Regions from separate parts of the Mus musculus genome. Here region 2 is linked to region 1. The links are chromatin contacts, found by Hi-C or POLR2A ChIA-PET in ENCODE. All regions are on one chromosome and are shown on one strand. Each heading gives the region's core, a stretch centred on a gene start or an enhancer-like site at or near the end of the contact. The rest is flanking DNA. Distances are from core to core; before and after follow the strand shown.

Evidence for each region. Hi-C counts contacts between places; a loop is a spot of excess contacts on that map. ChIA-PET counts read pairs that join two places held with the same protein, here RNA polymerase II (POLR2A).
Region 2: a map of regulatory T cell shows a loop between it and region 1 (2.9-fold over the local background). The contact joins the promoter of Fam169b here to the promoter of Igf1r in region 1. A Hi-C loop is called at or near these places in 2 of 37 maps with a recorded cell type or tissue (T-helper 2 cell and regulatory T cell). POLR2A ChIA-PET finds 5 or more read pairs at or near these places in 2 of 5 experiments (Patski and embryonic stem cell).

The regions. Positions count from the first base shown.
Region 1 is chr7:67,950,910-67,953,609 of GRCm38, forward strand. Igf1r (insulin-like growth factor I receptor) reads left to right here and starts at 1,348. Exons shown (of 21, transcript NM_010513.2): 1 at 1,348-2,043. The coding sequence starts at 1,950.
Region 2 is chr7:68,274,710-68,277,409 of GRCm38, forward strand. Fam169b (family with sequence similarity 169, member B) reads left to right here and starts at 1,275. Exons shown (of 9, transcript NM_001374636.1): 1 at 1,275-1,332. The coding sequence starts at 1,302. It overlaps Gm16157 (predicted gene 16157), which reads right to left and starts at 1,885. Exons shown (of 4, transcript NR_040340.1): 1 at 1,808-1,885; 2 at 449-628.

The DNA of each region.
Region 1 (2,700 bases), core at 98-2,597:
CGCCCTCAGGGCGGGAGAGGAATGGGGCTGGGAGGCCCGGCTAGCACGACCCAGCCGAGTCGGTCCCCGACTCGGGGCCCCCACATTTCCTCCCCCGGAGGGAGGGAGGCGACATTCCCGGAGCCAGCCCTCCCAGGCTGCGGTCGCGCCCTCTGGCGGCCGCCGCGGAGACGGGTCCTGGGCACGAGGGGCCGCCTGTCTGGGTTCCCTTTCCAGGGCTGGGGGCCCGCGGTGGAATCGCTGTGCTTCGAGAATAGAGCCTCGCGGACCGCACCCTGTCCGCTCCCCGACTGCGCGCAAGCACCGGAACACCCAAGGAGCGCCGCCACGGGCGCCCAAGCCTGGCGTGGAAAGTGCCTTGCGTAGCAGTCTTCAGGGGTCCCCTTTCCCCCAGGTGTGCCCCTCCCGTCGCGTCCGGGCTTTCCACCACACTGCGAAAAAAATGCCGCATGCATGCACTTATTTATTTATTTTGCAACAGCTGCAAGAAACAATGAAGCTTTTTCACGGAGTCGGCCAGCGCGCTCTCCAGCCGCGCTGTTGTTGTTTTCAATGAAGCTCCGAGGCCGCACTCCCCGCCCACCGCGCCCGCAGCCCGCCCGCTCTGCTGCCCGCCCGCCCTGCCGCCGCCCCCCTGGCCACCGAGTCCCACCGGCGCCCCGGGCATTGTTTTTTGGAGTCCTGCGGGAGGGGAGGGTGCGGACAGGGCCGGCCGGCGCAGTGCGGGTGGGGGCGGAAGCGTGGGCGCGCGCGTGGCTCAGTGTGCGCGCGGGGGCCGGCGCGGGTGGAGGCGCGGGGGGCGGTGCCTCCTGGGCCCGGCTCCCCACGCCCGCGCTCCGCTCCGCACGTCCCTGCGATCCCGAACTCCGGCTCTTGGCGCCTGCCGAGTCGGGGCCCGGCCCTCGGCGCGCCGGGACTGCGGCTGTAGCCGCTTGGAGTGTGCGCGCGGGCACGTGTGCGCGGCCCCGAGAGCGCGCGCGTAGAGCCCCCAGTGTGTGGCGGCGGCGGCGGCGGCGCGGTGAGGCTGAGGTTCTTGTTTACCAGCATTAACTCCGCTGAGCGGAAAAAAAAAGGAGGGGGGGGGGGAACCGAGGAGGAGCGAGCGCACCGGGCGAACTCGAGAGAGGCGAGCGACAGGGAAGCTGCCTGCGAGCCTGTCCCGGCGCGCCCGGCGCTCGCAGACCCTCGGCCCCGCTCTCCGGACCCTCCACGCCTCTCCCCGTGCCTGCGAGAGCTCCACGGCACGCGGCGTGCTCGGCTTTGACCTTCAGCGAGCCGGAGCCCCCGCGCACGGAGTCGGCGGCGGGCGGGGGCCGACGCGGGGCGGCGGGAGCGCTGAGCGCTGCGCGGCCGCCGCTTTGTGTGTGTCCTGGATTTGGGAAGGAGCTCGCGGCGGCGGCGCTGAGGGAGGAGGCGGCGGCGAGCGGAGCCCAGAGGAGGAGGAGGAGCCGGAGGAGGGGGAACCGCTCATTCATTTCCACTCCGCATTTCTGCCCCTCGCCGGCCTCGCCCGCGCCCGGGACTTCGGACCAGTCTCGCCAACTGCGTCGCGCTCTCCCGCCGCGTAGGCTCCGGTGGTCGTTCCCTCCGGGGATCGGGTGGCGTTTGTCCTCGCCTGCGGCGATTTGGGCTTTGCTCCTCTTTCTGTACAGTTTTCCTCCTTCTTCTGCATCTCTGCGTTTGCAAATGGAGGCCGACGACGCCGACAGCCCGCCCCGGCGCGCCCCGGCTTCCCGACTCCGCCGCCCCGTGGGCCGCTGCTGCCGGCGCTGAGGGGCCGCCCCGCGCCACCCTCCTTGTCCACGCCGCTTTCCGAGGATCGTCGCCTGCGCTCTTGTTTTTGGACGAGAGTGAGGACTGAGTTGGAGACTTTTTTTTTCTTTTTTTCTTTTCTTTTTTTTTTTTTTTTCTATTTTTGAGAAAAGGGAATTTCGTCCCAAATAAAAGGAATGAAGTCTGGCTCCGGAGGAGGGTCCCCGACCTCGCTGTGGGGGCTCGTGTTTCTCTCCGCCGCGCTCTCTCTCTGGCCGACGAGTGGAGAAAGTGAGTATTTGCCCGCCGCCCGCGGCCACTGCGGGAACTTTTCCTCCGAGGGGCTGCGCCCTGTTTGGGAAAACCCAGTTGCCACGGGCGCAGCTGTCGGACTTCGGGGCTCGGGAGTGGAGGGTGGGGCTCTCTCGGAAGGCCGGAGTAGAGCAGGGCCCGAGAGTTCACGACTCAGGAGCTCCTAGAGCCCTAGCTCAGCGCATCTGCGCGCGGGAAGGGCCTTAGGGCTTTCTCTTTCGCTGTCCGGGGAGCGCTGTCCCGCACGCGGCCTGGTGGGTGGGCAGTGCCTTCTCGCTGGCGGGTCAGGGGCAGCCCCCGCGTAGGCGCTTGGTGGGGAAGTTGGCGTCTGGGTGGCCTCGGGAACCCCGCTACTCTCGCCCCCCCCCCTCCGGGGCGCTCCACTTGGCACCCCAGCGCCCATCCCGCGCAGCTCACCATGACAGCACCCTTGGAGGCTCCACGGGTGGTTGCTGGGGTAGACCTAGTGCTCCGTGGCGGCAATTCGGAGCCTCCTACCCTGCGGGGTGTAAGTTGTTCTTGAGGGGGAGATACAGGATGGTTGGAAGCCTCGCGGCCCCAGGACACGTTTCCAAACATCAGGGCGCAGCCTCCTATCACCCAACTTGTTGGGCCCATCGACCCCCTCAGGTTCTT
Region 2 (2,700 bases), core at 25-2,524, 320 kb after region 1:
AACCTATCAGTTACTGAAAGACACTTACAAATACGGCTATATTGTAAAGACACTTTAGGAAGCTGTCTTGAGAAGACCACGCACACCTGGATGTGTCTCATTTCCACCCCTTCCCCTAACACCTATCTTTCTACCACTAACCTTAAATCTATGTTTAAAATCTAATAAACTGTGACTCTTCGACACAACGACTTACTCTGACATTCTTTTTGGCACTGAAGTCAAAAATTCTGGCTTCACCAGAGTGGAAAAGAATTCCCTGCTACACACAGCGCAGAATTGTGTTGTGTCCCCAGTTACCATTGCCCCAAGGCCAGTTGTCAGGATCCCAGATTGTTCTCCAGCTAATGGGCTCAAGCCTTCTTCCTCCCTCGGTCTCCCCAGTAGTTGGGACATCCGGTGTGTTTCCATCAGAGTCGGGTGAAAGGTGAAATTTGAAATCACTCACCGCTGCATCCTCCCAAAGCAACGTTTTGAAACAGCTGTGTATACTGGAGAAGAATTGTCGACCTTGAATATTGCTTTGTCAAATGAGCTCCTGCTTGGCTTTTTAGTAAATCGTAGGCACATTACAGTTTCCAGGAGACTGTTGGGACTCTGAAACCGGCAGAAAAGATTCCTGGATGCCCTGTGTTAGATGTGCGTTTATTACATATTTGCTATTTTTCAGCCAAGCCAAGTTTTTGTTCTTTTTTTTTTTTTTTTTTTTTTTTTGGTTTTTTTTCGAGACAGGGTCTCTCTGTGTAGCCCTGGCTGTCCTGGAACTCACTTTGTAGACCAGGCTGGCCTCGAACTCAGAAATCCGCCTGCCTCTGCCTCCCAAGTGCTGGGATTAAAGGCGTGCGCCACCACGCCCGGCTCAAGCCAAGTTTTTGAAAAGGGTTAATGCAAATGGTTTTTGCACATAGAAGGGAGCGTGGTGGAAAAATCTGTCAGTACAAGCTTGGGGCACGGGGGAGGAGGCTGCTTGCCTGTGTTTATGGTAGTTCAAGAACAGCAACAAACTCACTATTGGCTCAAAAGTCATTCTTTTTGTAGATTAGACTTTGCGGAGTCAAGGTTTGGTTAAAAAAAAAAAAACAAAACAAAACAAAAGGTGGTCCAGTAGTGTGTGTTGGGGGAGTGGGGGCAGAGATAAACGCCCGCAGCAGGAGGCAAAGGAGTGAGAAAGAGAAAGCCTCCGGGGAGGTGGCAGGGCGGGGCAGCCCCTGGGGAACTCTTGGTAGAAAGGTTGGTGGCTCTGGTGGGGGGAGGGGGTGGGGAGGTAGAGGCTTACTAGGTGGCAAACTCCGTACCGGAGCATGGAGGCTGAGGCAGTCCGCGGAGTCACAGGTAAGGGGTGCTGCGGTCCCCACGTAGCCAATCGAGGGCGAAGGACGCGAATGGTAGCGGGCAGAGTGCCGCACACCCGTCGCCACAACAGCTTGGGGTGCAGTGCGAGGCTAAGGGCCTCTCCTCTCTTTCTCTCTCTCTTCCTCGGATTCATATAAGTCCCAGGCTAGCGGGAGCTGGAGGAGGAACCTCCAGAGTTGATAGTCTTAGATGGCTCTGGGCTGGGTCCTCACCCGGGTCTCCGGTTCTGTTTCTCACCCCTCCCCCACAACCCTCAACACCGGCCTTGGGGACCTTGGACCTGGGCTTGCTGGCCAGGCTGGGGAATGAGCTCCGAGGTGAGAGAGAAGTCCGAACAGCAACCCATTCCTACTTTCCAGCAAGGAGGACCCAGGAAGCGCCTGGACCGAGAGAAGTGTCCCGGGAATCCACGCTCTGGGCCAGCCTCTTTGCTGGCTCCAGGGACACAACTCACATGCCTCTTCCCGCCCAGTTTCAGGATTTGAAGATACTTTCTTGAGCCGGCCACCTCTGAGGTCTTAGGGGATGCCATTTCAGGCCTTTGGCTAGACATCCTGGTCACAGGTGGCTGGCTGTGTCGCACGGATAGTCACACTGCACACAGCCCACCTACAGTAAAGTCAATCATGGCAGGGGCGCATTTGAGGCTGGCAGGTAGCCACTCGCTCTTATGACCTACTTTAAACGTTGCAATTGAGTTGTTTTTCTCCTGTTTTCAGGTGCGTGAGATAAGGAGAGATTGTAGCCACTAGCTAATTATATGGATTAGTAAGGATTTAGTTGATCTAGAGATTAAGAAAAGGCTCGTCTTTAATTTTGGAAAGGGAGCTATTTCTCTTTTGTTTTAGTCTTGTGCACTTTTTTTTTTTTCTAGAAAGTTAAGAGTGCTGTTTCCAGTTTACACGCTGGAAGACTGGAATAAAAGTCTTGCTTTTTTGATCTTCCTCATCTACAAAACAGGAGAAGCCCCCTAGGGTTTATTAAGCACAGCAGTCTCTCATTACACTCCCATCTCTACTAGTGGGTCTCTTTCCCCTCCCCTAGAGTGAGCAGGTCCTTCCCCATCTTTGCTTCAGAGAGCTTCCCCTCCCAGGCCCATGTGATGGGAAAAAAAGAATAGTAATTTCATCTTCTGGAAAAGAATCGTTGGCCTGAGACAGTTTATGGCTTTTCCCTGTATGCGCTCCGACCTTTGCTGTGGTTTTGATGGCCACCGGTGGCTCAGATGACACACAGCAGTCTCCCATTTATCATTTCCACATGTGTGAGATCCTAATGGGTTGGAGGCTTGCATAGTTGAACTGTTGCCTGTGCTTTGATAGCTGTTTCCAGAAACAGCTTGAGCAA